Regions from separate parts of the Mus musculus genome. Here all the other regions are linked to region 1. Evidence: chromatin loops called from intact Hi-C (ENCODE). Cell type or tissue: heart. All regions are shown on one strand. Region 1 has its middle 16 kb from the start of Gm30074. Region 2 holds the start of Maml3 (mastermind like transcriptional coactivator 3). Region 3 overlaps Maml3 (mastermind like transcriptional coactivator 3). Region 4 overlaps Maml3 (mastermind like transcriptional coactivator 3).

Region 1 (8,000 bases):
GTTTTGTTGTTTTGGTTTTGTTTTGTTTTGTTTTTCAGGTTTTTTTGTTTGTTTGTTTTTTGTTTTGTTTTTTGAGGTAGTGTTTCTCTGTGTAGCCCTGCCTATCCTGGAACTTACTCTGTAGACCAGGCTGGCATCAAACTCATAGAGACCCACCTGCCTCTGCCTCCAGAGTGCTGGGATTAAAGGCAAGCATCATCACTGCTTGGTCTATGTGGCTATTCTGATTAGGTCACATGCTGGGAATTGTGTCCTGTGCTATCAGGTCCTGGGCTAGGGGTGTGGGTTTTGGTTTTCTGTTTACTTGCTCTTTAATCAACATCCAGGGTCTGGATAGAAGCTCAGAATTGCTGATCCTCATCCTTGTGGCTTCCGGTACCCTCAGCTTGTCTGTCTGCAGTGGGCAGGCAGGCCCTTGAAGGCTTCCTCTAGCTGTGTGTGGAAAAATGATCCTGCCTATCTGACCATGGTGATCTCCCCAGGTTGGGGCTGGTCACATCCACTAAAATGGGACTAAAGGAGAAGACACCAATGACCAGATGCAGGAAGAACAAAGAGGGAGGGAGCAGGGTCCTGAAAATAGAAATCACACTAAAAAATAGCTGAGGAGTTGATAATGCCCCGAGGCCTTTGTTCAGGAACATGCTGGCACTATAAAGAGGAAAAAAATGACAGTACCATATTCTCCTGTGAAGTGTGAGTTGCTTTTTCCTCAAGAATTCTCCCCAGAGAAGGCCTTGTGGGTTGTGGCTAGCTTTACTTTCCATTTTCATCTAGATGCTTTCTTTAAGGGAAGGGTTGGTTGCTCTCTTTCGGAGAGTGTTCTATCATCACATTAACAAGAAGATAAACAGACTTGACAAAAATCCATGGAAAACAGAAGCCCCGGCCACTGTACATTCTAGACTGAGGTATTGCGTTTGAGCTTGTGGTTAGAGAGTAGTTGCTGCAGCTGGGTGTTCTGTGTCACTTGTACACCGTAAATAAAATACTCTGGGGGCCTAAAAATACAACAGAAATAAAACTTTCTGAAAAAAAAATTAAAAAGCTGCAACTTTGTGTCATATCAAAAATAAGACATGGATTTAAGGGGATCGGCGTGGTTTTTCAGAGGCAGAGTTTCCAGGCGAGCCAATCCTAGTCCAGCCCTGAATCTGGGGGGCATCAGGGTCTGTACCAGCCCCAGCTTCTAGTTAAGGTACCATCTGTGTGATTAGTGACAAAATATGAGTTAACTGTACTATTTGGTTGGCATTTTATGAAAGTGTAGAAATTCAAGTAGGGTTTGTTAGCCCCAAACCATCCATCGCCTGGTAATTTTCCTTCTCTGCGTGAACAAAACATGATTCCTCGGTGGGAACTGCAGTGAGAAACACTATCCGTGTACAGGAGGGGCTGTGACTCTTCTGTGGACAAGGACTCAGCGATATGCTTCCGTGTATGGGTGCATGTCCCAGAAAAGACCAGGACAAAGCAAAGTTAGCTATTCAGTATAAGCATCCATGCCTGAGCTACACACAGGTTGATTCTGTCGGCCACACTGAAGGGACTCATCTCAGACTGCTTATCACCGGCTTTTCAGGAGTAGATGGAAGATCAAAGATCAGATCCAGGCCCCACTTCTGTCCTGGGCTGGACCCAGCACATCACCATAAGACCAAAGACAGAGACATTGCTGACAATTTACACCTGGGCCAAGTGCCAGGGCAGACTGTCAGGTAGGGGAGGTGGTGCAGAGGCAGAGAGGGAAGGCCCTGCCTCCAGCATCTTCGAAAACCAATGTTTAGACTATGGTTAGTTAATTCAGCAAGGTGAGACTACCTCCTAATCCCCTCTGAGTTATGATGTTCAGGATGGATCAGAATGGGAGTTTTAGGTCTCAGATGTATGTGGCATCGACAGGACTTTAGCCATCAGTGTGGCAGTACAGACACCATGGCTCTTTTTAAAATGTTGTTATACTAATTGTCTAGGCTGCATCAAGAACACTTAAGCGTATTTGTATATGTATATTTACTTAATTATTTTCAAATTTTCAATCATCAGGAATTCAGGGATGGCCTAACTGCATGTATTTGGGTCCAAGTTCTCTCGCCCTGGGTAAGAGCCTGGCTGGGACTACAGATAGGATGATTTACCTAAAGTTCGAGGATCTGCTTCCAAAGGGCTCACACGTAGCTGGCAAGTTGCTGTTGGCTGGCGGCAGGAGGCCTTAGGTTCTCGGCTCCATAGCACTGCTTGGGCATTCTCACGACACGGTACCTAGTTTTCTCCAGAGTTGAGTGACTCTTGAAAGCGAGATAGCAGATACACTGTCTCCTATGTGCTGGCCTTAGGGATCATACTGTCATTGTGCAATGTCCACTTCTTTGCACCGGTCACTCTTCCTTAACGTGGGAAGGAAATACACAAGGGTGTGTGTACTGAGAGGCAAGTTTTAGCTCATCTCAAAGACAAGCTACTATATCTACCTCTTGGCTCTGCCACCAACTGTGGCAACTGACTGCAGGAATGGTCTGCCTAATGCCTGAACCTCCCGCAAGAGTTCTACAAACCAGATGCAGGTGGAAACACTTGAGTAGCCTTTTAGAGAAAGGTCAAGGGCTTCTGGGTCCTTAAACCGACTTGGGCAGGTCGGAGCATGACAGATGTATTTCTCTCTCAGTATACCCTAACAAGGACAAGGCATGGTGCCTCCTTCACTGCTATTCAATCTCTGCTTGGGTAGCAGTGTCTAGATGGGGATAAGCAGTCACCAATCGCCAGGCACAGACCAGCGCTTAGAATACAGTTTTAAATCCAGTCCCACTCCTACAAAGCTCTTTTCTACTAGAGTATGGCTCTAGTCATCTGGTGGCCAGCAAGAGTTAAGAAGCCTCCTTAAGTGTTTGGGGTGACAGGGTGTCGTGGTACACGCCTTTAATCCCAGTACTCCGGAGGCAGAGGCAGGAGGATATCTGAGTTGGAGGCCAGCCTGGTCTACAAAGTGAGTTCCAGGACAGTCAGGGCTACACAGAAAAACCCCGTCTTGGAAAACAAAAAACAAAAAAACAAGAACAAACAAACAAACAAAAGTGTTTGGGGTGATAGCTGGGAATCCTGTGGGGGAAATGTGGCCTCGCAGGACTACTGTTCTCTTCCTGGAAGGGAAATGACCTTTCTGACTCAAATGAGAGAAGCTGCTGTCAGCAATTGCTCGATTCACCTCCGGTATGTCCGTGGATATCTCAGCGAACTTCCATTGTTGTCTGTAAGGTAGTCCAATTCTAACCATGAAGTTTAACCAGCTACTAAATGGGGGAGCCAGGACTTCAACTTGGCAAGCCTGACTCCAAAGCTAATGGTATACACTCCTGTCTCAGAGAGTCGCAACAGAGACTGGGTATAAATCACAAGAGGATAAATTCCAAATAGAGGAAGGAGGTCTCTCACAGCTTTGGCAAAGCCAAAGATGGGAGCTCAGACATCTTGATGGCCATTTACTTGCACATCCAGTTGTGCCCCTTTCCCTTCTAACTTGGTGCTAGCGATGCCAGGTCTGTCCTAAGGATTGTAGACAGTTGTTTGTGCTGTCTGCAACCCCCACGCCCCCAAGTGAAGCACTATCTTAAAATAAATAATCAAGACTCAGAAGGCTAAGTATCACAGCCTGTGACTGATAGGCTGGTGAGGTGAAGGGTTGGGGAGCAGGGTGGGGAGTCGGGGGACGGTATTAATAAATTCAAGGTCACAAAGCTCCCACCTGCCTATACACCTTCACACCAGGTTCTCCTGCAGAGGCTGGAGGCTAGGTAAGACATCTAGACTCCAGGTGCCAGCACAGGCCAGCGACGAAGAGGGGACAAGGTCCTCAGTGACTCCTCCTGGGGGTGGACACGCGTGGATGCCGGGGACAGATGTCTACTTGGGAGCCTCCTGCTGCTCAGAGGCAGGTCTCCAAGCCCCGTGGGAGGCTGGGGTCAGAGGTGTGTGGGACTCCCACACTAGGGTCGCGGTTCTCCTATGGCGGGAGCCAAGGATGCAGCAGCTCTTCCCGGGGACAGAGACCAGAGGGAGGGCGCCCTGCCCAGGGCCGCCGAGGCCCTAGAGGCTTTGTGTGTTTGGAGCCAGAGCCCCCACTTCCCTTCCCCGCCTCCTTCCCGCTCTCTTTCTCCGGGACCTAAGTCCCAGTGGAGGTTCCAGCAATTAGCACGCAAGGAGGGGGGCGGCCGGGGGCGGGGGGGGGGGCGGCGGCTGCGGGAGGCGACAACCCCGTCCTTGCCACCGGCCGCGCTTCCGCCAGCACTGCCTTCGTGCGCCACCTACCGGCCATCTAGGAACACTGCAGCGTCTGCCTGAACTGTTCCTAGGCAGATCTTGATCTCCGTGGACAATAGACAATGGGATTTTTTTTTTTTTCCTGAACAATGATTTATTTTAGGGGGTGGGGACAAGGAGAAAGGAGGGAGGAAAGGAGGGAGGGAGGAAGGAGCACTGTGTTTGTCATCGCTTTAGAAAAGAAAAAAAATCTCTGTTCTGTCATTGTTTCTGCATATCCATTATATGGAGGACAAAAGAATCCGGTCCTGGAACAACAAAGCCAAGGGAAATGTTTTCCGTGGCTGACATTTAATTGTGAGCACACGGTGCTGCATTATCATGGGGAGAGACTGGAGTAGGGGCATAGGCTGGCTTCAAAAGCCTGGGTTCTTTGCTTTAGCGTGTCCCATTTTGTATGGCCTCAGAGAGCCTCACTCAGATTGTGTGTTACACACAATTCCATAATTCTATAGTTTTTCAACCCACCGCAGGGATTCCTTGTGGATCATTTCATAGCTCCTCCAGAGTCTGCTCTTTTGCAGCTTGCAGAAACAGTCAGCTTTTCTTCACAGCCTTCATATGGATCCTTAATAAAATAATCTAATCCAACACACACACACACACACCGCTATCCTACCAGAGCTGTTGGAGACATTGGAGAACTTAGTCCCAGCCTGTCATTTGACAGATGAGAGAGGTGAAATGCTTATCCAAAGCCACACAACTAATTAGAGATAAAGGCAGGACAAGATCTGCTTTGCCCATCCTGGTCTTTGTGACCTGCCTCTTGCCGTTTTGATGCCCAGCAACCTCTGGCCTGACCAGTTCACAGCCATGGTCTCTTCCTTTCTGGCAGCCATTGAGCTTCCTTGCAGGAAGATGGGTGAAAACTGAGGGGGTGGGACGGACAGGCTTCCTAGCTCAGTGGCAATTCCTTCATTTATTTCTCCTTTATACAATGAAGGGGGCAGTATCTTTATTGGTTATTTTTTGTTATGATAATATGCAAAACTGACTGTAGCTCTCCATAACTCTCCAGAAACCATTTCTCTTGTGATACAGGGTTTGAACTCCTGTGATATAAGAACAAGGAATGTCTTCCATCTTTGGGACTATGTTTGGCAGTCTTCTGATAAAGGGGGCAAGTGGCTCCCCCCCAAAAAAACTTCAGTAATTCAAATTTCTTTGCAAGACCCTGTGATATTATTATTATTTTTATTATTAATTATAGGGGAGATGCAGACCACTGATCATGTGCTAAGAAATAGACACATTTTTTTCTTGTACCAACTTGCAAGAACATCCCACCACAGCTACAGTTGCCTTTAAAGTCCTCCAGTGTCACACTAAAACAGTTTCAAATAAGCCAGGCACAAAAGCAGCCGGCATGCCTTACACATCGTTCAGCCTGTTTAAAGCAAACAGACCCACCCCACGGTCCACAGACAACTAGTCAACAAGCAGGCGAAATTTCCAAACAAAAGACCAGAACATTCCGGAGCTCTCTTTAAACTGTCTTCTAAGAGCTGGAGAAGGAAACACTGGGTGGGCAGGCCGTGCCCGAACCTTTCGGCTGGGCTTCCGCACTTGTAGAACATTGGTTTATGCAGGGACCATGTGACACGGTAACAGAGAGCTCAGATCTCTAAATCTCGTTTTCCTTTGTGTCATCCTCCCTCCACCCCCTCCTGGATGGTGAGTCACCCGTCTCTGCAAAAAAGATCCACAGTTCAGTGATGTCCTAGGTGACAGCCGCATGCTCTGCCTTGGAGATTCCGCGCACATCGAGTGTGATCGACCGAGATAACAGAGGTTGGAAAAATCTGTGAAAGGGTTGAGCTGTTCCTCAGATGTGGGACATTATTTCCACAGGTTCGACAGTCTGAAGCATGAATATTACTCACTGAAACACTGCCATAAGAATTAGGAAAAGAAATCAGGACCGATTTTTTCAGGTAGGTGTATAAGGGTCCACATCGGGGATGAGGGGAAAGCCAATCACAGAGCTCATCCTAGGGAATGCGTTCCCCTCATGTTGCAGTCTGGTAAATGCTAGAATCTTGGTGACTCATTGCTTCCCCGATGTCCTTATTTGGTAGCATGCAAATAAGGAAAAAAAAAAAAAAAACACGATCGTTTCAGATTTAGATTTCCTCAAATCGTGGTGTGAGCAGCTATTTTTACTTTTGCTTCAATCACCATTCTCAGTAGTAGAAAGTTTATTTAGAGTTGTAAAAAGCTGCTTTTTTTTTTTCATTTGCAGGCTAAATTTAAATATGGAATTCAGCAACCGAAGAACTCTCTTGGTCAGATCCAGCAGTCATGACCAGGAAGTCCAGTTCTGCTGGTATCCGGCTGTCTTCCCTAGGCAGTTCTGATTCCTGGTACTTTACAAGTGCGAGCTTGGAGTCTGTCTCCATAGCGCCTCCACCTGGTGTGCTTTACCTTGCCCACAGATGCACTAGACCCAATTCTTTCACTTCTGTGTGGACTACCTGCAGGTCCAGGGACATGATACTTATTTTGCTGAAAGCAAAGACTAACTGAGGTAGCTCTCTACATCACATCCTGCATCTCCACATCCTTGGCTGATGCCAGATAAGGACGGTACCTACCCTTAGTGTCCCCAGTAGTTGTCACATCCATCCAGGACCAATACTCATGCTTCCACATAGCTCAGAGCTGGTGTTTTCCTACTTCCCAATGGCAACTGTGTGGCTGACACCTGCACAGTGGGCTCACTTGGCACCTTGGGTTGGGATACCTTCCTGTGAATTGGCTTTCAGAAGCTCGTGTGGATGACAACTCTTCAGGGACAATCAGTCTAGACTGTATTTTTCAGCCCCACCGTATTCTAATCTTGTCTCTTCCTGTTTGATAAAGCCAACTGTGGCTCCTGGGGCAGAGACTGGAGGTGCTAACTTCCTGTCTGCGACAGGCCAATGAGCCCCAGCTGTTTCTCCTTAGACCATCTTGACTGCCCCCTCGGATTCCCGACTTTGTAGTGGAGCAGATGACTCACCATGACGTCAGACCCCACTGAAAGGTGGACGGGAGGTCTGCTTCTAACCCCGCCCCGAAAGCAATCGCCAGAGTCAGGCAATCAAGCAGTTGCGGGCAGCTGCGGCACCTTAGGCAACTGGGTGTGTCCTCTGCCTAAAATCACCCACCCTGTGAGCATTCCACACTGGGGCTTGCTCAGTGGTATCTAAGGATCTGGGCATGTCACTACTCGCTCCTGTTCTGTCATTTTCCAGCTAAACTCAACTGTGGGCTTCTGCCCCTATAAACTCTCACAACGTGGGATCCACCCAGTGGGAATACAAAACAATAGTGACATCTTCCACACATTTATGACATTTTTTTGTTCTCAATATCTACAAGTCGCAGAGTATGGCAGACAGGAAATTAGCGCCTTCAGCCTAGACCCTAGCAGCCACAGGTGGCTTTATCAAACGGGCGGTGTTCTAATGGCCACTAAGGGAAAAGAGTTTATCCTTCTATCTGATATCTCATAGGCCTCTTTTCATCACTTGCATAAATTGTGCTTAGCCCAGTAACAAGGTTAAATTTTTTTGCTTTTTGTCAATACAGATGCTTTTTTGCCGAGATGGGGACAGTGGGCATGTCTGAAGCTTAGCAGATTTATTTTCACTTTGCTTGGATCAAGGTCCCTCTGGAAGGCCAGGAAAGGATTTTCA
Region 2 (8,000 bases), 92 kb before region 1:
CCTTCTGTAAATATAAAATGGTGATGACCAATGTTGGATTTCTACCTGTGTAGAAAGGACCTGTCACTTGAATATACACTCAAATCTGGGAGTGTGGCCTGCTCTATGTATGCAGCAGCCTACAGAGAACCCACGATGACCTAAAACAGGGACTGGGCAAGACTACTTGCTCCCCACCTCCCGTTGCTTTTGGCTTGCTAGTTTGTGTTGTCTGTCTTTCATGCCTATGCTTGTAAATGTGTAAGACAGAAAAGCAAAGCCAAAGAAGCAACGCCCTCATTAGATTGTCCTCTTAACCCAAGCCAGGCAGAAGGAGCCAATCGATATTTAGTACTTTGGACATATTGGTCCTAAGAAGGTGAACAATAGCAATAAAACAGAAAAGAATCCTTTTCGATTTTATTTTTATCATCACTGTTGTTTGGCTGTGGCTGATCACCGTTTTTCTTTAGGGCTTTCCAAATAGTGAGTCCAATCTGAGAACTAAATTTAATTGCTTTGTGCCCCAACAGAGTACCACTATAATCCAGCAGTCAATTCAAGAAAATGAAGAGGAACATTTTCTTAGTAACCCATCTTGAAGTTTTTTTTTTTTAATCTCATACATAGGATAAGCTTAAAGTAGTCTTCCATCCCAGAGGCGGATGTGAATTCTGAAACTAATTATTTTCCAGGAAAATGTAACCCATAAAGGATGGCTATGTTAATTTCTGTCTCTGTACACAGACTCTACACACACGTCTTTGCTTAGGATTGAAACGGTTTATTTTCATCCCACGCGTCACACATTCTTCACACTGGCATCTGTGAGGTGCCTGTGATTCGGCAGAAGCTAGAATATACTGTTTTGCACACGGGTTTGGTATTTCTATAAGTCAATAAGCTAAATTATTGAAAACTGGTAGAAAAAAATTGATTTTCAGGCAATCGTTTTTCAAGTTTGTTATTAACTTGCCGAAGTAGAATTCATTGAGAAATTTATAGCTGTTGTCTTCATCTATTCAAATAAGCATTATATTTTCATTTTGAAGTTAACCACTGTCTTGGGCGAGCTCCCTCCTAGGAATTCTCAGAATACAGGCTGGCTGTACCTGCGGGTGTCTTAGCACAGAGGCGCCCCCCACCCCTGTCTTCCTTCCACAACCTAAAGGTGGTTAAGGGAGTACAGAGCCCAGAGAAAAAACTTTTTGGCTCCTGACTCTACTCCTTTTGCCTTCGAACCAGGTCTCTAAAAAAAGATAGTGGCTTTTGTTCCACAGTCGTTCAGTACCCCGCCCCCAGCATCCATCCCCAAAGGTCGTAAACTGTATCAGAAGACGGGAATTTTGGATCTCACGCAAAAAGTCCATTTTGATGCAATTGGGAACAGAAGGTGTGTGAACATTAAAGGGGGTTGAGGGGCGGGCAAGAATGGAATCCTTGATGCCTGGCTTATTCTACTACAGCCTCAGGTTCGCTATCTCCCATGACTGAGAGTGAGGGCAGGGAGGGGGACTAGGGGACTGCGAGAGACACAGATGACACCTAGGTCCCCCAGCTACAGTCAAGACCCCGATCTCGTCCCAGCTCAGGGTACAATCAGGAAAAAGCCAGTGTGTGCGTGGTTTAGAGCTTCCTGTTTTTTAAGACAGAAGCTCCCTAGAAGACTCTGGGACCCGGGTTCTTCCTCCCACCGCGCTGGTGGCCTGGGGCGGCGGAGGGGGCAGGGCCGGAGGCACTGGGCGGTCCCGGGGACTGCGCAGGGCCGCCAGGCGGACAAAGCGCCTCCCGCTCCCTCCCCCACGGCCGCGTTCCAAAAGGGAGGGGAAGGAGGGCCCGGGGGGGGGGGGTGGGGGGTGGAGAGGGAAGCACGCGAGGGAGAGAGGGGAGGAGGAGGGCGCTGCCGGCGGGACTGGGCGGGAGCGCACTGAAGAGGGAGGGCAGGGAGGAGGGGCCAAGGAGAGCAGAGAGGAGGGAAGGATTCTTGAAGCCCAAGATAAACAAATTGTTCCTCTTCACGTGCGGGGTGGGGGGCGGGAGCGAGCCAGCTCTGAGGCCTTCCCCTCCCCCACACCGGCTCTTTGTCACCGCCCGCCCTCCCGAGCGCCCGGCGACACTGGCACCACCCCTGGCGCTCCGAGATCCGGAACGTGCGCGTCGCAACAGAAAGCACTCGGGAGAGGGCGGCCGGCACCGGGTTCCGTGCAGCCGGTGAAGGCACGGTGGGGAGAGCGAGCGCGCTCCGTGGAGAAAGCTATTACCGGGGCCCCGAACCTAGCGACACGGTGGGGGAGGGAGTGCACACACCTTTCCCAAGCTTCCGGCCTCCCCCCTCCTCCTCTCCCAGAGAAGAAAGCTAGAGAACCCTAGAGAGGAGATAAGAGAAAGGATTCCACCCTCGGGGTTAGGGGTGGGATCGGCCCCTTCCTCCTCCTAGCACTTAAGCCATTGGCTGCGCATCCTCCCGCGAACCCACCCACCCGGCCATTTAAGCCTTTCTCCTCCCTGCTTTCCTCCACTCCTCCGGGCTCGTTACCCGTCGCCGGAAAGTTGGTGAAGTGCGAGGTGGGGGCAAGTTGGAGAAGAGGATAGGGAGCAAGCCTAAGCCTTAAGGCAGGGTCAGAGCACAGCTCTGGCTCCCCTGCGCCCCCGCCTCCTTCTCGACCCCCTCGCAGCTGCCCCACCTGCCCTGCCACAGCCGCGGGTCTAGAGCGACGAGCGCAGCGCTCGCGCGCCCGGCATCCGCGCGCGCCCCCACGAGTACGCGCGCGCAGCCACCCTCACTCGCTTCTCACCCACTTCAAAGTTCATTCACAAAACTCTCAGACTTTCCCAAGCCCAAAGGAGAGGAAGTCAGGGACTCTTCCTTCCCCTCCTAAGGGTTCAGGGCCTGGCGCCCACTCAGAATGTGCGACAGCATCAATTTCTCCCTGCACCCGGCGGATGTGATGAGAGGGGTGGGCGAAAGGGGACCTATCTGGGGAGGCGCGGTGGTACAGAGAAAGGTGAAGGCGGGGCGCGGAGAGGAGCAGCGTGGTTTCTACTCCTGGGTTCACTCTGGTTCGCATCGATTTCTAAGACAAGGAGGGGGAAACTTTTCCTGCACCTCACTCTGGCACTAAAGCTCCCTCCTCCCCTTGGAGTCGTGACTGGCTTCTCTCCCTCTCATCCCTTCCTCCCCAAATCTGACAACCCTGACAGATTAACAGGTAGCGGCGGCGGCGAAAGCGTTTACCCTGAGAAAAGTTGACGTTAACCCTTCGTCTCCATCCCACCTCATCCCTCGGTGCAAATCAGACCCTCACAGCCCCCAAGCCAGGAACTCCACGCCCCCGACCCCAACGCGCACCCCAGTGAGCCCTCACCATGATCAGCGTATGGTTCCTCTGCTCGGCTGAGGCAGCCTCCGCATCTTGCTGGGTTTTACTCGGGTGCTGCTGCTTGCCGCTGCCGGCGCCCGATTTCTTGGCTCTCTGCTCCAGGGTCCTCTGATAGAGGCTCACGGTGTCCCGGCGCTCCAGCTCCAGCTGCTCCACCTGAGCCTGCTGATACCTGTTCTCGCAGTTGACGTGGTGCCGCCGGCAGCCCTCGATGCGCTGGCGGAGCCGCTCGACTACCGTGCTGTGCTTGGGGACGGCCGCCGAGCTGCCGCCGGGGCCCCCGGAGCCGCCGCAGCCGCCGGCAGCGGGGTGATTGCCACTCGGAGCAACCGGAGTGCTATTGGGAGTATTCACGCCGATCCCGGCCCCGCCGAGGCTGCTGCTCAGGCTGCTGTTGATGCAGATACTACTACCATTCGCGGCGGCAGCGGGGGCTGCGAAATCCCCCATCCTGCTCCCGGGGCACACTATTTTGGAAGAACTTTTTTTTTTAATCCACCCCCTATCAGCCTTCTCCTTGGGTCCAAGGATTAAAATAGTTTAAGTGGAACGCGGGGGAGACGCAAGCACATGGATGAAAAAACAGCGATCCCCACGGGGTGAAAAAAGGGGGAAGAGATTTTGGGGTGTTTTTTTTCCTTAAAAAAACTGTAAAGATCGAGGGGAGAAAAAAAGGGGGTGTTATCAGAATACCATCAGACACCTATCAACAAATAGAATCCCAACAAACTGAGCCGGCAGCAGATCGGCTTGCAACTCAAGGGGAGATCCGCTCCTCGCCTGCCTCCTTTTAATAATCCATTATTTTCTAATAAATTCCAGGAGGTTTCCGGTGGTTGGCAAGCATTTTCTCCCTACGTACCGAAAAACACACCCCATGTACACACACGAGCGTGTGCCTCCAGTGCGGACACGCGCGACACACACTCACTCCACGCCGCATCGGAAAACGGCGAGCTTGCTTATTGCATTTTCCTTCCACAAAAAAGTTTTGGTGTTTATGCCGCCCCGTGTTCTCAAAGTACTTTGGCTGCTCAGTTGCATTTCACAGGAGCCTAGACATCGAGTCCTCGGGCTGGGCAAGTAAACACATGGACAGTCCGAGGCGACTGCAAAAGTAGATCGCTGGAGTCCTTTGCGAAACGCCGCGCGGAGAGCAGCCACTAATGCTCGGCCAGGCTGCCGCTGCCGCCGCCGCCTCCGCCACCATCACAATGATCAACTGCTCGCCGCCGCCGCCGCCTCCTCCTCCTCCTCGCGCTCCTCCACCTCCTCCTCCTCCTCCATGCCAGCGGAGTGATATCAGGACGCGCGAGCTCAGTAAACACGGCAGCGGCGGCGGCTGGAGGCCGTGAGACAAGCCCGGGGACCCGGTGCAAAACCCGGCCCGGACTCTCCCCTGGCGGGAGCGGGCGCGGCGCGCACCGACCTGACTCCCGCCTCCCTTGCCCCCCCACCCCCTCCCCTTCCCCAATCCAGCTGCTCCCCAGGCTGGGAAGCCCCGACCTGCCAGGAAGAGGGGGGAAAACAAAGATTGGGGGGAATCTTAGGAGTGGATCACCTTTTGACCCGTGTGTGTGTGTGTGTGTGTGTGTGTGTGTGTGTGTGTGTGTGTGTGTGTGTGTGTGTGTAAGTGAGCGCGCGGCGCGCGTGTATGTGTGTGTGCGCGCGCGCGAGTGCGCGGGGACGCGCCAGGCTGGCTGTGTTTCCTTCTGCCCAGCGAGGTATCCAGCGAGCCCAAGTTGTTGTTATACATTTATGCATTATATTGCAGAAATGTGCATGACCAGGCAGAAACAGTGCAGCTTCCCAGCAGCTGTCATCCCCACCCATGTGAAATGAAATAGGCAAACGAGTGGCTTGTTTTCAAGGCCCAGAGAAGACCCTGCTAGTGAACTCTTGCTCAAACTCTAGGACCCTCTTTAACTCAAATAATTTTTTTTCCTTACGTTTATTTGTTTATTGGGAAGAAGTGCCTAGTGCCACACCCCACGCACGCTTAGAAGTCAGAAGACAGCTTTGTGGAGTCCTCTAAGGTGGGTACTTGAGTTTGAACCAAGGTTGTCAAGATCTGGGGCAGTCAGTCACCTTTACCTCCTGGAAATTTCATCAAAGTACCCATTCCTCAATGAACAGAACTAAGCAGTCAAAACAAAACAAAACCTTGGGATATTATTTATTTCTCTGTACATAACGACTGTGGTTATTATGACGATTATTGTTTTATTTATCCTTGAAAAAAAATAAAACCAAGCAAGCAGGGACTTGGAGGTGAGACTAACAGTACATTTAAACAGACTGTTTTGAACACTAGGTGCTAATGACGGCAGCAATTAAGGGTCCTGCCTAAATCAAGTGGAAAGATTGCAGATTTCATGCTTTAGAACTATAGAAAGAAAGAAAGAAAAAAAAAACACAGCATTTCACAGTTTGTTGTGACCAAAACAAAAACAAGCCAAAAAGTGTGTGGGGGGCAGGCTTAGCTTACCACTAGATATATTTTTTTATTTCAATGGATTCACATTCACAATAGCACGATTGAAATGGAGTAGCTGCAGAGAAGTAATCTCAGGTTTTGTTAATTATTATCACACATTATCTACCCAGACACTGAGTAGAACATCTGACAAGAAAGTTCAAACACCCTTGGCTCAGTCTTACACCATTGCCCAGAGACGTCTGCAAAAATGAAAAGGCAGAAATTGCTAGCACTTCTGGGGTCCCTGGGCTACAGACCTCGATGGTGGGGTGTTCATGAAACGGCTTTTTGAATGGATTTGGGGGGGGGAGGGGGTAAAAACACAGCCCTGTTTTCTAAAGTACCCAGGAATAAAAGAAGGCTGGGCCTTGTTTTTTGTATGACAAAACTTTTCCCGGGGAGGTGCGATACACACACCTACTCATTCCAGACAGAGAACCCACCACAGACCAGAGAACAGATGCCATCAAAGGTCCAACTTAAAGAACCAATGAGTTTCATTGGTGTTACTTACAGGAATATGGGTGAGGGGTTCCTTACTGGAGCAGAAATTACTCAAAGACAGCTGCCTCACCACAGCCCACCACAGCCTGGGGACAGCTCACAAGAGCTGGAAACCCGGAGCACACTGCACAGCCTACAGGCAACTCAACAGGCTGGACTGGGTCCTTTCCTGGAGGTGCCTCAGTTGACCTAAACCTCTTCCAGGTAGCTTGGCTGGTTTCTGCAGCTTCTGAGTAGCTGATCTGATCCCAGTCTTCTTTGCAGCTTGGCTTGTCTGAGTGTTTTTGTTTTTGTGAGTTGGGTTTTTTTTTTTTTTTTTTTTTTAACAGTTTCTTTCCCAAGTCTGAGAGCAACTCTTAGCTTCTATCATTTACTCTGGCTGAGAGGAGCCTAGTGAATCTGGTCAGTTTCAGGGACTTCCTGAAGCTGTTTTGAGTAATTTACCTTCCTGCTTAAGGAGCACTTATGCATTAGTCATGAAGAAGCCTCTTCATTTCTTGGCTTTACTGTTTAGTAGCGATGCTGTTTCTAACCTCATAGTATCAGATATCTGTAGCTATAGTTCTCTTCATTTAATTGGGTCTATATGGTGAGCTGTATCTTTAATACCCACTGAATTATTTGGCTTTGAAAAGGGGGAACAAATTATTTATCTTGGTGAAAGGCTATAAGAGGGAAAACCTAATAGGAGAGGGTCTCTTGTTAAAGTTGCCTTCCTTTTTTGAAATCCATCTAATCGATGTACAAACTCCCGAATCATTAGTGCTCCTCAGTGACAGCCAGAAAACTAATCTGAGGGGCAGAAGAGCTGGCTCAAAACACCAGCAGAGTACCTTGGTTCCCAGGATCCGCATGGTAGTTTACAACAGCCTAGAATCCCAGCTCCCGAGGATCTGGCAGCCTCCTCTGGCCTCACAGTCGCCAGGCACACATGCAGCGCACATACATGCAGGCGAAATAGCAAGAAATAAATCCTTTTAAAAAGAAAACTAAACCAAGAAAGTTACATACAGAAGTAACCATTTGATTGATATGTGTGTGTGTGTATGTATGTATGTATGTTTAAAAAGAGATGAGCAAGTCGCCTTTCTGACAGTCTCACAAGGAAGTCTATACCCACAGCTTCCCTGCAGAGAGAAGGCTGTGATAGCAAGCATGCTCTAATCCTCACACCTACATAACCAAGTCAAGACTGCACCTTCATTTACCCAGGCAGGAAGTTGGAGGGACTGAACTGCAGGGTCTCTGGCTTCGAGACATGGCTATTCATTCTATTTCTTCTTGAAACTCAGACTTTAATTTTTTTTTTCATGGAGAATTTCCCATGTTGAGAGAACAACAATAATAATTGCAGCATTATGAGTTCCCATAAGTTAATTTTCTCATCTATCTTAAGAGGAAACTGAAAGTACATGGAAATTTGCATCCCTCTGTTTGGGAGACCAGTTTGTAGAGGAGTTTACTTTGGGACTGTACCCAGGAGCTCCCCAAAGACAAGTAGAACTGTTCTTGCATGACTTTAGCAAGTGGGGCCTGATTTTAGGGCATAATGTGGGCCACATTCAAAAGAGGAACAGACCTCTCTCTCTCTCTCTCTCTCTCTCTCTCTCTCTCTCTCTCTCTCTCTCTCTCTTCCTCTCTCTCTCTCTTACACACAC
Region 3 (8,000 bases), 150 kb before region 1:
AGCCATCCCCACAGCCTTGGACACGCCTTTCTTTAAATAATGTATTCATCTTCTTGGAGAGGCCATGGTGACTGCTACATAAGCCATGAAATCTCACTTAGCCTTCCTTCAGAGGATAGACTGAAACCCTTCTAACAGTGACAAGCCAGCTTCCCTACCATGACCTGGTGACATCCTGGAGAAGTCTACACTAGGTACCCTCCAAGAAGACTGTCTGCCTGCCAGGCACAGCTCCTAACCAGACTACTCTCTCTACTCCAGACAGGCTGGCTGGGAACTAAAGAGTTGTCTAAATGCCTTCCAGCATCTGACAGTTTAAGATGTGAACTTCCATTAGTTAGATACCAGATTCTCCTCCAGTTAACGCTGGTGTTTTCCTGGTGTTTTCTACCTCTGGTAGTGGAAGCATGGCCTGAAGCAAACCAGTTCCTATTCTGGAAATGGCCGGCTCTCTCCTAAAGTAAGACAAACTAATTCATAGCTATAACCCAGAGGGAATACTTAGTAAAAGGGGAGCGAGACCATGCTGTGCTGTGTGGGCTGAAGGAAACACACAACAAAAACAGCAAGCCTACCAGACAGAGGTTTTTAAAAAAGTGTTGGGCCCTGCAGAGTTCTAATGCAGTAGACAGCAAGTACCTAGAGGGAAAGGGCTCTCAGTGCCTCGTGTAGTCTGCTTATCTCAAGTCTAAACCAATCATCTTGATGGTTGGTTATGGCCAGGATAGGGTTTAGTGGCCTTTCTGAGAAGAGCAGGAAGGCCTAGCCCAGCTCATTCTAGACTGGATTCCTCTCCCTACAAGGACCCCGCCTTTCTCTGCAGTAAGGGTTTCTACTGAGTAAGCAAGAGAGAATTCATAGTTTTATTGATTTCTCTCACTCTGACTGGAAAGGGCTACAAGCCGCAGGGAGGTGTCGCCTCTGCTGCTTATTGCTATATCTGACCGGGAAACTCAGTTTTGGAATAGAAACTTAATAGAAAAGAAGAAAAAGGAAAAAAAAAAATCAGAGGGTTAATTGCCTGCCTGGTGGGAAAGATGGCAGGTCTGGCTGAGTCGAGGTCCTTTGTGGTCACCAAACCCTTATGACTGACAGTTATCACAGTCACCTCCTACTGCAAAGCAACTTTTACAGCTTTTATATCTCCAAATGAAACCAAAGATCTGATCTGCCTACCAGAGTCAAGGACACAAATCTCTCAAACTCTCCTGGGGGCAAGAGGGGAATGGAGCCTGGAGCTGGGAGGAGAGACTAGGCAAACTTGCCTTTCTCCACCCACTCACTCTCATCCCTAAAGTAGAATAAAATAAGCTGGGAGGCCGGGTAAGGCCTGTTAACCCAGAAGCCTGCCTCCAATTAATGTGATATTGCTCCTTTAAAACCCTGTACGAGAACGGCCCGGCTGCTGCTGATCCCAAGGCTGCGGCACGGTAATTGTCACTTAGCCACTTAACTCCCCGCAGCCCGGCTCACACGCTCCTTGAGGTTTATCTCTCAGCCAATTACTGCTGTCATTTGCGTTTCAATGTGTGGAATCAGAGGCCAGGCCCAGGAATACAGCACAAGAGAAACCCCCTTGGGGGACAGGAGCCTACTAAGACCTAGTGGCTGATGGGGTGAGACACAAACAACCCACCAGGGTGGGAGTGGCCGAGGGGCTTCCTCGAAGGGGAGGCCCACTCCGGCTGGGCTGTGGTCCTTTTCGGGCCTCTTCACTGGGGCAACCGAGAAGACGAAACATCTCGCTTAAAACATCGCGTCGGTTCCAAATAATGATGGCGATAATTAAAAAGCAACAGAAATTTAGCTGTGGAGCGATTGTGGACAGGAGGCAAGGTAATGTACAGAAGCCGGTCACAATGAACGATTACTAAGTCAGGACAAGCAAGAGAGACAGAAGCCAAAGCAGAGAACCCTCATTTTAGGCCACACTGCTCTTTCAAGCAACGAGGGGGGGGGGGTGGAGTCAGGTAGTGGCGGGATGGGGGTTGGGGGAGGGGCACTTAACCCTTTGCTAGTTCCGCCCTAAAATCCCTGGGAACTTGGGAGCCTCCTCAGCTAGCCCTGAGTGGGCACACCAGAGCTTGCTTTTGTGGTCTCTTGGATTTTAGGTCGGTAGCAAGTCTCTGCCTTTTAAAAGAAGACATGTAGGCTTGGCACAGTGCCACCTCGATCCCCTCACTAGGCTGACTGAGGCTGGAGGATCCTGAGTTACAGGCCAGTCTGGGATACATAAGAAGGAGGTCTCAAAGCGTGCCCTGTCCTCCCCCCAAAACATTCCTTAAAGGCACAGCCAGGTATGAGATGAACCAGAAAAGAAAACAACAACAACAACCACCATTTATGAATCCTCCTGTGGAGAGTCAGGTTTGGCAAAGATGCCCTCCCTTGAAGGGTGAATGGAAGTGGATCTCAGCCTCTTAGGGTTTGGTTTTCTCTGCCTCCCACACAAAGGCAACATTTCCTGCACTGTATTATAGTTTTTATTCCTAAAGTTTTAAGCCATTCCTGTCTACCCAGGCAACTTTATAGCTGAAGTGAATTAACTTAGCTGGGGGTGGGGGGGGGGTCTTCATTTGGAAGTGGATCTACCTGAGGAATACACACATACACACACACACACACACACACACACACCCTGACCACACAAGGTAGAGAAAGAAAAGAAGCAGAGAAGAAAGCTGTGGGAAGGCAGCTCCCGCAGGACACCGTAGGACTACTGTGACGACGGACCAGCCGGAGGGGTAGGGAGCCAACTTCAGTCTGTGAGCCAGGAGGCTATAAGAAGCACGCTCCCTCTGACATTCCATCCTCCACAACTCCAGCAACCACAGGAGGAGGGCCTAAGCCGGAAGAGACCTGTTCTAGCTGGATCTATCTCCGCCTGTCTCTAGGTTGAAAATAAAACTCTGAACTTCTCTGCCAATGAGCTCTGCCAGGCCCGATGACGTCCCGGCACGTCAGTTCTATTTGCAGGCAAGGTCCCTGTGCACCAGGTGAGGAGGAGTCTGGGCAGAGGACTCTGGGATGGTGGGCCTGACTTCCCACTGTGCACAGCCGAGATCTGAAAAGAGCTGCCGGGGTGCTAGTAATTGCACACGTCAGCGAGAGCTGTGCAAAGGAGAGTGGGCTCAGAGAGAGCTAATTGCTATCCTCGGGCTATGTGCTCCTTGTTGAATACCAGAGCGGGAAATCTGATCTGTGCAAAGCAAAGGAAAATCACCAGTAAAATAAAACAAGGAGGCAGCCTGCCCACGCTGGCCACAGACTCCCATTTGTCCTTCCCTCATCTACCGTCATCCTTATTATTAAGAAAATCTATAAATCTGGAACTCTTAGATTTCTTTCTCTTTTCTGTCACTGGGGACAACTGAGCACAGAGACTGGCTCCTCAGATAATGGTGGCCCCAAATGAAGCTCCTAAGGATCCCGAGAGTCTAACTTTCTCCTCCTTTTCATGTCTGTTTGCAAGGATTTATAATCATCGTCATCACCATCATTATCGTCTAAGCAGAACCACCATTTGAACCTCTCCTTCCTTGCTTTCTCCCACTTCCTCGGTCAGTGTCTTAGCTCATTAATTCCTGGCTCTCTGGATCCTGAAGTGTGCGATAAGCTGCTCTTTTTCTTTTGTCTCAAGGCCAAAAAGACTTTCTGGAGAGGCAAGCTCCACAAGTCCGGCCCTCCCGGCCGTGAGTGACAGCTTAGAGGAGCTTTGGCAGCCTGCCACCGATAGCCAAGAACACAGAGCCGTCCAATCAGCAGCATGAATCCCTTCCTACTGCGACACGGGGGCAGCCTTTCTTCAGCTTGGCTGCTGACACCCAAGGATCTCAGAGTTGCCTCCGCCTGTGATCCTGCCTCTTCCTCAAAGGACCTCACAGTGTACGGACCTTGGGTTCATCCTTCTGCGGTGGTTCCGTCAGATTCAGTTTAATCATGGGAAGAGCTTTAGCTCCTCCCACTTCACACTCCACGCATTTCCTGCTCCCCCTGTCTTGACAGAGCAAAAATCAATGACTCTGCCACTGTGGGTTATCCAGGGTGATAGCAAGAGCCTGTCTTGGATCTCAGTGCCTCCCCACAGACCTGCACACCCCAAACTGGAAACCATGAGTTCTTTCTAAAGAGACCTTTCTAAAGAGACTGATGGTCCACCAATCCTTCAGGCTGGGCTCCTATTCCCTCCTCATCTCCCATCTCTAAAAGCAAAAGCTTTTTGCATTTTATTTCACTCACATTTCTCAAATCCAGCTCCCAGCACCCTGAGATGAGGGCACAGCCCCTTAGCTCAGCCCCGAGCCCTCCTCTGTGTCTCTTGCCCAACACCAGGAGAGAGCTAACACTAATGCCCCACTTGTTCCAAGGCCTTCCGCGTGGCATCTGAAAGCTGTTCCCTTCCAGTATCGCCAAGCTTAGTCCTGCCTGCATCAATCTCCTGCTGCACTAGGGATCTCCCATGCCCTGCTCAGTCTCCGTTATTCCTCGTACCACTTCACCCAGCTAAACCCACGGCTTTGCTCAAGAGCTCCCCAACTGCATGCTGGGCTCGGTGATGCTCTTCCTGGCTCCTGGAACTCTAAGACACATCTCTGTCATTGCACGGAGCTCCTCCGGATTGTGTCCACTCTCACAGTCTAGCCTCAGAACCTAGTGACACACCGTGGACACCTGTTACACACAGGAGACTCTCAGCATTTGGGATATTGGATTTGGACTTTCAGATTACTGGGTAATGCCATCTGTTTCTTACCACGGGGCAATCAGTCAATATCTGAGTCTCAATTAGACCCATTTGGGAGTTATCTATTTAAAGAGAGCAGACGTCCAGACACCAAAGACGATACCTATGTAACATATTTTGTCTGGCAACTTCTGTGCTTTGGGGTACTTAACATGATGAAGACAATGACGGTGACAATGACGTCAACCATGACAGGAAGCAGGAGATGATTAGGCATCCGTTTATTCTCTGAGGCTGTGGAACTGCTTAAAACAGCACCGAATGAGTCACACAGCAAGACAGCTCACTTATCTTAAAATCTGAACTAACCAGAATCCAGCTTGGATCCTCCTCAATCAGCCATGCTTCTGAGAAGACAATGTACGTTCCAGAAAGTGTGTATGCGTGCACGCGCGCGCATGCGCACGCCACACAGGAGCTTCTTCAATTGAGACTTCGTGGAGTTGTATAGTCAGTCTGCCTTCAGAATACTTTTTCTTGTTTTACGTTTTGAAGGAGAGAGGAATTGGTTCAGTGGATAAAGAACTTGTGGGGCAAGCTTGAGAACTAAAGATTAGATCCCCAGCACCTGGGTAAATGTTGGGGGTGGGGGAGGCATGGTGGCCCACCTATAATCCCAGCATGCAGGATTACCTGGAACAAGATGACTAGCTAGACTGGTCAAATCGATGAGCTCTAGGTTCAACTGAGAGACCCTGCCACAGTATATAAAGTAGTCAATGTCAAACCTGTGTTCTCATTCCCCAAGAACAAAAATAGCAGAAGGGCAGAGTAGAAATGTGCTCCAAGGGACCAGCATGAACTTGGGAGAAGTATTAATCATGGGTAAAAAGAGGACAGAGGCAAACGTTAAAGGAATACAGAGGCAGCACACAGAGAGGCATTTCACATTTAGAACAACAGAGCTCTCGAATCTCACACCCGAGTGACGACGGCAGCACATGCCATGACAGGTAGACTTTCCCCACAGTGATGGCTGAGATAACAGGAGAGAGGCAGAGCATCCCCACTACTGTCTGCTTGAAAGGGATGTCTTGAGTAGCTTGAGAACCATTCATATCAAGGAAGCTTTATGAGAAAGTCACCAAAGCATCCCGTGTCTATCGAGTTGGTAGAAACCAGAGACACCTGAGAAATGAACCACCACTTAGCTTGATCCAAGGTAGAAATGGCGCATCTGCAAGCTACAGGCCTTGCCCACCAGGAGTGTGCAGCCTAAAGCCACTCGATGCTCATGGGAATACATCTGGGTATGCATTTTATTTTACTGCATGGAGAAAGAAGAAGCTACCAAAGGGAACATGGTCTCCTCTTCATCCAGGAAAGCCACAAGTGGCCTAAGATGATGGTTAAGCTGCTGAGAGAGCAGGAGATGAAAGCATTTCCAGGCAGCTCCAGGTGGAAATAATTTCCTGTTGGTAAACAGAGTCTCATGTAGCCCAGGCTAACCTGAAACTTGCTTTATAGCCAAAGATAACCTTAAACTTCTGCCTGTACCTCACAAGCCCTGGAAACTGCAGGCAAGCCTGTTTTTATGAAGTGCTGAGGACTGGTCCTTGCAAATGCTTGGTCTGCACTTTATCAACTGTGCTACACCCCAGCCCTTCTTTGTTCTGGACAGCCCAGTCCCTGTCACTCTCCATCTCTCTCTCCCTGAACCTTCCATCCCTTTATCTCAGGTCTCTCAGTTGTACAGAAGCAGCTTCAATGAGGGTGAGGGTGAAAGCCAGCTTTCTTCACTCCATGACAGTCACATAGCTGTCATTTCCCCTGGGCAACCAAGAAAAACACAAGGAAGGGGACCGCAGGGGACATCACTTAATTGTTCAGCGAAGATGGGGGGACTGGAATGAAAGGAAGGAGAAGGGTGTTGAGTACATGAAGGGGAAAACTCCCAAGAATGATATTTCAAGAAAGAATACAATACAGGAAAAGAGTGAAGGGCTAGCAGAAGAGAGAAAGAAAAAGGTTAATCCTTTAACTGATATGGAAGGTGAAGATAGGAAAGTGATGGGACAAAACCAGACATTCCATGGCTGCGTACTGGCATTCACTGTTCCTCCTGCAGACAAGATGGAAGTAAACACATCTCACAAGATGGGGAATGCACAAGACTACAATCTTTTCAATGTTGTATCTCCAACTGGCTGCTGCTGACTGCTATGGCTTTTTGTCACCAGGTCTGTGTTAAGAGATTGATCTGGTAAATAACTTATTTAAAGTAACAAAATTCCAAATCTTCCACACTCCCCCCGCCCCAACAACAAAGTAAAAATAAATATAAGTAAATTCTATATGTACTAACTTTGTGGTAGTTTGAATGGAAATGGCCTTCATGAAGTCAGAGGGAACTGCACTGTTTGAAAGGATTGGGAGGTGTGGCCTTAAGGTGGGTGTGGTCTTGTTGGAGGAAGTGTGTCACTGGGGATTGGGCTTTGGGGTTTCAGAGGCTCAAGCCATGCCTAGTGGCACTCTCTCTTCCCTGATGCTCATCCCCATATAGAACTCTTAGCTACCTCTCTAGCCCATGCCTGCATGTTGCCATGCTTCCTACCATGGTGATAAATGGACTAAACCTCTGAACTGTAAGTCAGGCCCAATTAAATGTTTTTTTGTAAGAGCTTCATGGTCTTGGTGGCTCTTCCCAGCAACAGAAACCTAAGACAAGCATTTATTATGAGCTTGATCCTGAGAGTTTTTAAAGCTCTTATTTTCAAAACTGAGGTAAATTCTATTTTGCACATATAAAGTGGGTCAATTTGTACTGAGGTAATATTTTGATGAAGAGTATTTATGGTGCACTCAAAATATCTGCAGATAAGCCAAAGGTTTACTTAGCGCTCTAGAAATCTGAGTTTGAATCCTGTGTTATATACAAGCAATAGCCTTGTACAGATCTCTTGCTCTGTTGAATGGAGAACTGAGTTTCCTTGTTAGGAAGATTTAATGAGAGATCAGATGTCAAATGGTTAGTAGAATTTGGCATGTGGCCATTAAGCCATCATTCAGTCAGTGCACGAACTATGTGCACTACTATACTGCACATACTATACTATACTATACCAGTACTATTTACTACTAAGCATCTACTATGTGCTTGGTTTCATCCAAGGCACAGGCCTGCAGGCAACAACAACAGAAAAGGGAACTAAGGTCTCTCCCTTCTCTTCATCCTTCATATGCCATCCCCAGGAACTAGCAAGGCTTCTGCAAACCTGCCACTAAAACCAAGTAGACTTGAAGTATGGACATGGGA
Region 4 (8,000 bases), 190 kb before region 1:
GCTCATTGAAAACGGGTGACAGCTGTAGCATTACAGCTCCGTGCACAAGGCGAGATGAATGAGTGGTACAAGTTCTTCCAGAATGGGCCCCTATTTCACAAGAGTCTGTCTCTTCCCAAAATAAATACATGCCAGCTTTTCACTATCTCAGCAAATTTAGCATCTCTTTACAAACCAACCTGCTACGGAGTGGCCTCAAAGTGCCAATGTCAAGTCCCTGCTTGGCGGATTTGCAGCAGCTGGGAAATACCAAGTCAAAATGCCAAGCAAGATCTGTACAGCTCTTCAGCAGACGAAAGGGCAAGGGATGGTAAAATGCCCATGCCCAGATGTGCGTGAACCGACATCAAACTAGCCTCCAAATCCACTGGAGCAGTTGTTGAATGTCTATCTCAGAAGCAGGTTCAGTCCACTATAGAGGTAGGTATGTCCTACAGCAACTCACTAACCTGAAATAACATTATGCATGCAACCTAAATTAACACACAGACGGACTAGAGGTACTTATACACAACTTTAGCTATGACAGAAGCCTGTCCTGCTTACCTAACAGACCGACAGAGAGACAGACAGACAGACAGACAGACACACACACACACACACTGGTAGCAGCAGGTGGGGGTGGGGTAGGGAAAGCAAGTTGACCAGAGAGATGGCTGTGTTGGTAAAATGTTTTCTTACCCTATAAGCACAAAGACATGAGTGGAATTCCGAGAGCATACATAAAAGCAAGACAAAGTAGGGTACTATCTTGTAATCCCAGCACTGGGGAAGCAGAAACAAGCAAGATCTTTGGGACTTGCTAGCTAGCCTAGCTCAATTAGTAAATTCCAGTCCAATGAGAGACTTTGGTTCAAAAAAAAAAAAGTAGATGATACTGACAAATGATATTAAGGAATTAAGGATGAAGACTGTCTTCTTGGCCTCCACACATATATGTACCTACACACACATGAAAGGCATATACACACAAAAGGAAAAAGACAAAACCCACACACATAATATGATATAAAAAGATACATCGTTTTTACACTCAGACATTAGAATTTTTATTTCTAGCTTCAAGTGCATATTTTACATTGTATTTTACAGTGTATCTTCAGTACATTGAACACAACCTTAAACATATCTAGACACAGCTTTACAGTTTATCTCTGATACCTTAAACATAGCCATGGGGTATGGAGATGTTTTGAGATGGTTATGTATCAGAACAAGTTAAGTCATTTGCCTCCTCCAGGACTTACAATGCAAAGCCAGTGCTTCTACTTTTTGCAATAGACACTATGAAGCCACCATACAGCGAACAGTCCTCTAAAACTTCTTGCCCTTGCTCTTGCAGCGTGGTACACAGTGGTCAGCCCTTCCTCCAGTCTCCTCCACTCTGCCCCACTACCCCCAAGTGGGAGCCACCTTACTCCCAAGTTCCCTGTGTTTTTAAAAGATAGAATGTTGCACCCACTGTTCTGGTACCTTCTTTTCTTAAACTCAGGGATTGGAATATTGCAAATATGTTTCCATTTCCTTAAGTATTTTAAAGCGTACACACCTCCTTATCATTGGACACTTAGGCTACATCTGTTTTTTTCACGATGAAAAATAATGTGACGATTATGTCATATAACACACGTAAAACCTGTACAGACTTCCTGTGATTCTGACTAGGTTGTAGTCACAGCCCTTGTGGGTTGGGGACCCGGAGGAGAAGTGACCCCTCAGAGAGACTCTGAAACACGGGAGTGAGCAGTAGAGGAGGTGTGAACACTGGGCAGGGCCTCTATCTTGAATTTAAGCAGAACCTCTTAGCCTACTCCACCCAGTTTTCTCCAGTTAAACAAAGCAATCTGATTTGGTGAGGGAGTGAAAGAATAATATATGCCAGTGCTTCTCAACTTTCCTAACGCTGTGACCCTTTAACTCAGACCCTTATGTGGTGGTGACCCCGGACCATAACTGTACAGCTACTTCATAACTGTAATTTTACTACTGTCGTGAACTGTAAGATAAACATTTGTGTTTTCTGTTCATCTTAGGTGACCCCTATGAAAGGGATGGTCGACCTTCAAGGTGGGTCACAGCCAACAGGTTGAGAACTGTTGGTACATGCACAGAGGAATCCTGTTGATCTCCACACATCCAAACTCAATACTAAACATAAGCTTCCTCTAACAGGCTGGAAGATGATGTGGCAGCTGCTGGTTCCGCTGTGTATTTCCAGCTGTCTTCCAGACCACTACAGGCCTGGGATAGAGCTGCGCCTCCTGGACCCTGTGTGGTTAGATGGAATCATGGGGACTCATGCCGACAAGAATCATGAGTAGAATAACAGGTGTTCTTTCTAGAACATTCCATTACTCAGGTTAGACCCTCCACACGCTCTCTCTTTTCTTACAACTACTAGTGTAAGACAATGGCTGGATTGGTCAGGTCCCTAGGTCCCCAGGTGGCCATGACAAGCACAGTCCTTATTTCCCCCATGAGCTCGAATCCCAGCAACTACAAACAAGAGAACAATGTTTGTTTAAACCCAGACTTTATTTCTTACTATATGTCCTCACTTCTCCTGCCTGGACAGTTCAACAACATTGAACTGTGCTTCTCTGTGATCTCCTGAGCGAGTCTGAAAGATTCACAGATAATTCCATTCTTCTCTATTCATATAGTTTGAAGTGTGGCAATGGAGGAGATTTTAGGTTTCCTGGCTTTATTATGCAATGAATCAACAGGTATTTCTTCCTTGCCAGTTGGGGAGGGAGCAGTTCTCTAAGCACTGAGAGACGTCTGCGGCTCTGCTTGTACTAATCCCTGCAAGTGTGGGCACTAGAAACATGTTTCACTATAGCAGCCTGGAGAGACCGTGCAACCTTTAAGAGCTGGGGCTCAGAGAGAGTTGTTTAGGCGACTGGGGTTACTGCCCTTGGAAATGGCCGACACCGGGACGCTGACTAGTTCTAGTTCTAGTGAGATGCCATAGAGCCAGCCTGACCCTGAAGCTTTCTGGATTTTGTCTGTTTGCTTGCTTTTTGGAAAAGAGACTTGCAAAGTTGCCCAGGCTGACCTTGGGGTCACTCTATAATAGCTCAAGCAAGCCTTAATCTTGCCATCATAACTCCTTGGTCTCCCAAGTAGCCAGGATTACAGGCCTGTATCCTGTAACTTCTTGTCTTGGGATATGACCCTTTCCCCAAGCCCTCACTAGGAAGAGTTCGAAGATTTGGTCATACTTCAAAACCTCCAGAATTAAAAACACTGTATAACTTAGCCGGCTTAGAAAACACTATGTAGAATAGCCTGACTTTGAACTCACAGAGATTCACTTGCCTCTGCCAGTACTAGAATTAAAGATGTATGACACCACACTGGTCTATATACTTTAAACAACAAGAAATATTTAGACTTGTTTCACATGTATGGGTATTTAGCACATGTATATGTATGTGTGCTGTGTATGTGCCTGGTGCCCTTGGAGATCAGAAGGAGGAGATGGATTCTCTGTAGCCATTGATGGTTATAAGCTACTCTGTGGGTGCTGGGACCAAACCCAGGGCCTCTGAAAAAACAAGTGCTTTTGAGCCAAGCCCCTGTAAACTTTATTTTTAGTGAATTATCTAGCCTTGAGTATTTTGTTATGGCAATGGGAAAACAAACTAAAGAGGAAATGTGACAGGAGACTCCAGCCCTGAGCAACTTAAAATGGAGGAGATATATTTTCTAATTTTCCACAAAGGAGGAATTGAGAGCTAGCAAATGGCCGACAGGGGTAGGTGCCTGGGGTCAGTCTGAAACTGGTTGAACAGCAAGCTCACTGCATGTCATTATGCACTTATCTGAAGTGGTAGTTCAGGGATGCCAAAGGGGATTCTGGGATAGCATCTAGAGACAGGCTCTGTCTCTATACAGAGGCCAACATCAAGCTGCTGCTGGTAGGGCCAAGAGTATAAGAGGCTCAACTCAGAAGAGAAGACAGAGAGTTCTAAAAGAAAAAGAAAAAAAAAGTGGCCTTTAGTACTTCATGGGGCTGGAAGATGAGGTCCCAGTGGAAGAGACAGAGAGATGGCTCACCAAGGAAATGGAATCTGAGGTGTGTTTTGTGGCTACGATTTCCACATGGGAAGAGTCAGTGTGGAAGGAGGGCAGAGCTGGCAAAGCAGAGCACGTATCAGGCACGCAGAAGAGTCCTTCAAGACACATCACACCCAGCACCTACACGGGCTGTTAGAGTCACATGTGTGAATCTGAGGCAGGACACCTAAGGACTTAGAGGGATTTGCCTTTGGCCAGCTGTGTTGTTAGGAGGTGGGTGTGAAACCAGGATTGAAAGGAGAGAATTCTCAACGAGAAGAAGAGAAGAAGCAGAGCAGGTCCTGGCAGGTTCCCTTGGCTGGAGCATGGCGCCTGCATCTCAATAATGAAGTCAGGGCCTGGCTCCCAACTCTGCTCTGGATAAGGGGGGAGGTGGGTAAATATATCAAAGCTGAGTTGAGCTTGCTGAAGGAAGAGTCAAGTGTACAGAACTCTCTGGTCTTCCTTCCTTCCTTCCTTCCTTCCTTCCTTCCTTCCTTCCTTCCTTCCTTCCTTCCTTCCTTCCTCCTCCTTCTCCTCCTCTTTCTCCTTTTTACTTCTTAGCCCATTTTAGGAGTTTTACTTTAGACCCAGTAGATGACAAAGGCATTGCATGAACCCGACACACCATAATGTGTGCACGCCTCTGGTTTAACCCAGATGAAACCAGAAGCAGGGAGAACAAGACTGGTTCCGAATCAAGACTGGTTCCGAATCTTGTCTAAATGTTGCAAAGGCTGCAGGCAGCACTGGCTACCTTTGCTCTTCAGACTAAAAGGGAAACATTGGAGTTCCTCAACCTTTGTAAACATTTCCCCGTGTGATCCCTTCGGCTTAATCTAGCCTTAGCTGTGCTTCCTCCTATAAAAGCCATTTAGCTCTGGTTCAAACAAAAAAACCAAGAATCCGTGTAAAGGCTGGGAAAGGCAGATGGGGAGGGAGAAGGATCTTTTATTCTGTGGGATCCCGAGTGAGGAATGGAACAGGTTTCATCCTTTTGACTGTGCACCCCAATGGCAAATCCAGGAAGAGGGTAGAAGAAACCTAATGCTGTCTGCTAAAGGCCAGGGGACACTTGCAGTTATCAGCGCACACAGGAGGGCGTCTTGTTCCTGGGCTGCAAAAGCAGTGGTGCCTCTCACCTTCATCACCAAAGAGAGCATTCTCCATGAAATCTGTGTTGTCCCGAGGTCAGATCTGCAAAGCTATAATTATCCAGGTAACTCGGGTCCGATGTTTCTCAAAATATCCAGGTAATTATAGGAGAAAGGTCATTTCCTCTATATAATCTCAAACCTACCACTGGCTGTCTACACTGGCAGTTTGCCAGTCAAGATCGCCTGTCATTTCCATTTTGTTCTTTACTAGAATTTGCCAAGGACTAAGAATCCTAATGGGGGAGTTTTAAAAATGACTTTTGTACGGATACCGCTTCCTTCACCACCACCCCCCCCCTCACCAATGTTCTGCCGGTGTCCTCACAAGATGTAAAAACACCCTCTGCTAATTTTTAACACTCCAATGAATTGCATTCTGGGAAAAAAGATATTGTGAGACAGAAAGGAAAGGAGAGGGGTGAAGAGGAGGAAGAAAGGACAGAACGGTCCCAGGGCCTCCAAAACTGAGGACCTTAACTGCTTGGCCCTATTCCGAGAGAGAGAGAGAGAGAGAGAGAGAGAGAGAGAGAGAGAGAGAGAGAGAGAGAGAGAGAGAGAGAGAGAGAGAGAAAGCACAGGTCTGCAGGTCAACAACCCGCTCTTTCCGACTATGGGCTTTGACAGCAGGGGTAGTTTCGGGACGGGAAGAAGCGCATCTGCATGGGGAAGCCACTGTTCCTTTGCTTCACAAAGGAAGAAAAAAATGGCATTTATCCCAAGTAAGGCAGAACGTGGTAGGATTCGCCTCCCCCATCCTTTCTTCCCCCTTCCTCCTCCCATCGCCCTCACCGCCACCGCCCCTTCCTGTCGGAAGAGAAAAGGTGGGAGGGGGAGGAGGACCCACCGGTCACAGGCGGCGCGGTGGGATTCTCTTTCTTTGGCTTTTACCAGCCAATGGGGGTCAGGACGCTATTGGTTCAGCATCATGTGCGAGCGGGTGCCTCTCGCTTAGCAACAGCGAGCAGCGAGCAGCGGAGGCAGGAAGCAACGCCACCTGGCCCAGGGAGTGTGCGATGCTTTAAAAGGGAGACAGAAGGGGAGAAGAAAGAGCAATCTAGCTTAACATATTGTACTCCCAAGAACAAGGCTTCATCAGGCTGATAAAGACAGCCAGCCAGGCAAAAACCGGACACGAGCTCTGTCCCATGAGCATGTCTGTATCACCCTAGGTGGTCTACACATAGTTTTTGTTTTAAGGGACACTCTACTGTGCTGCAAGGGAGGTGGATGGAAAGATGGTTATCTGGGAGGTAGGGGTGAATCTACAACTCTCAGTGAGTTCAGTCAGTCTTATTCTCACATTAGGGTATTACTAGAAAAGACAAGTAAAATTGGGTGTGCTTGAAAAGGCAATTGGCTAGGTAGGAATCATGGCTTTCTTCCTTTTCTTTTTCTTTCTTTTTTCTTTTTCTTTTCTTTTTTTTAATTAATCAACACAGTAGCTGTTTCTAAGTGCTAAATTCCATCATAGTGGCCAACAATTAGCCCTTTGGAGTAGAAAATGGCAAAAGAGAAAGACAATCCTGTAAAGTGTGCTGTGCTGTGTGTGTGTGTGTGTGTGTGAGAGAGAGAGAGAGACAGACAGACAAGACCTGGGCTGTGTGTGTGATGTGGTGTGTGTATGAGTATGTATGTGTGTAGTGTGTGATGTGGTGTGGTGTGGTGTGTATATGAGTATGTATGTGTGTAGTGTGTGATGTGGTGTGTGTATGTATGTATGTGTGTAGTGTGTGATGTGGTGTGGTGTGGTGTGTGTATGAGTATGTATGTGTGTAGTGTGTGATGTGGTGTGTGTATGTATGTGTGTAGTGTGTGATGTGGTGTGGTGTGGTGTGTATATGAGTATGTATGTGTGTAGTGTGTGATGTGGTGTGTGTATGTATGTGTGTAGTGTGTGATGTGGTGTGGTGTGGTGTGTGTATGAGTATGTATGTGTGTAGTGTGTGATGTGGTGTGTGTATGTATGTGTGTAGTGTGTGATGTGGTGTGGTGTGGTGTGTATATGAGTATGTATGTGTGTAGTGTGTGATGTGGTGTGTGTATGTATGTGTGTAGTGTGTGATGTGGTGTGGTGTGGTGTGGTGTGTGTATGAGTATGTATGTGTGTAGTGTGTGATGTGGTGTGTGTATGTATGTGTGTAGTGTGTGATGTGGTGTGTGTATGTATGTGTGTAGGGGGAGATTTTGGGTTTCTCTTTGCTGCTTCTGTGATTCAAGAGGTATTTTGAGGAGGCTGGGATGAGCTCTGAAGGTCTCCCTGCCTGCCTGTAGCAGACGTTGTGCCAGTGATAATAAGGAAAAGCATCCAGCTCATTCATATCCCCTCAGAGTACATAACCTCCCCTTCCCCCTGTTCTAGACCCCCCTACCATGCTCTATAAAGACCCCCTAACTTCTATATCCAATAAACCCCAATCCATCCCACAACATCCAAGACCCGGTCTTAGACTCCAAACCACAGATGACAAAGTACCTCCTTTTATTTCTTAGAGGGGAATGTAGTTAGTCAACATGGGTCTTCCCCTGGTGTCAACTGGTGCCCTGAGACAAAGACCAGTACTGTGGAGGGCACAGATGGGCTACACCCGGCAGCACTGTCTAAAGCAGACCCGGTTAACCCCTTCTGTGCCGAGCTGAAGAAGTCACTGACTATACTGACACCTACTGCTCAAGAACAGTTGTACATCCTTCTCTAGCTGGGTTCTTCAAAGCAGCCATTTGCCCCACTCCTGGGGCACCGCTGCATGCCCTCTCCTACCCCTCCCCCGCCAGGTTAACAGT

What was found. Hi-C counts contacts between places; a loop is a spot of excess contacts. Peaks named below come from ENCODE experiments on the same cell type or tissue, not always from the same donor. Only the 100,000 strongest peaks of a DNase experiment are listed, where the experiment ranks them.
Region 2: a loop joins it to region 1, with 7 times the contacts of the local background. A loop is called at or near these places in 24 of 42 quality-filtered maps.
Region 3: it touches region 1 in a loop (2.7-fold over the local background); 11 of 42 quality-filtered maps call a loop at or near these places.
Region 4: it touches region 1 in a loop (4-fold over the local background); 7 of 42 quality-filtered maps call a loop at or near these places.

The regions. Positions count from the first base shown.
Region 1 is chr3:52,192,225-52,200,224 of GRCm38, forward strand. No RefSeq gene overlaps it. Among named protein-coding and RNA genes, the nearest start is that of Gm30074, 16 kb to the left of the region's middle. In heart, CTCF peaks have their summits at 4,318 (motif pointing left) and 6,745 (motif pointing left); DNase peaks (open chromatin) are centred at 4,107, 5,957, 6,747, 7,297 and 1 weaker place; H3K4me3 peaks cover 2,769 bases; H3K27ac peaks cover 3,339 bases.
Region 2 is chr3:52,100,335-52,108,334 of GRCm38, forward strand. It overlaps Maml3 (mastermind like transcriptional coactivator 3), which reads right to left and starts at 4,672. Exons shown (of 5, transcript NM_001004176.2): 1 at 3,345-4,672. The coding sequence starts at 3,809. In heart, CTCF peaks have their summits at 1,734 and 4,741; DNase peaks (open chromatin) are centred at 1,717, 2,437, 3,547, 4,687 and 2 weaker places; H3K4me3 peaks cover 4,590 bases; H3K27ac peaks cover 4,463 bases.
Region 3 is chr3:52,043,333-52,051,332 of GRCm38, forward strand. All of the region lies in intron 1 of Maml3 (mastermind like transcriptional coactivator 3), which reads right to left. Among named protein-coding and RNA genes, the nearest start is that of Maml3, 58 kb to the right of the region's middle. In heart, no CTCF peak of the experiment used is centred here; DNase peaks (open chromatin) are centred at 2,929, 3,739, 4,439, 5,009 and 1 weaker place; H3K4me3 peaks cover 3,157 bases; H3K27ac peaks cover 4,321 bases.
Region 4 is chr3:52,001,677-52,009,676 of GRCm38, forward strand. All of the region lies in intron 1 of Maml3 (mastermind like transcriptional coactivator 3), which reads right to left. Among named protein-coding and RNA genes, the nearest start is that of Maml3, 99 kb to the right of the region's middle. In heart, CTCF peaks have their summits at 6,208 and 7,899 (motif pointing left); a DNase peak (open chromatin) is centred at 6,095; H3K4me3 peaks cover 1,196 bases; H3K27ac peaks cover 1,962 bases.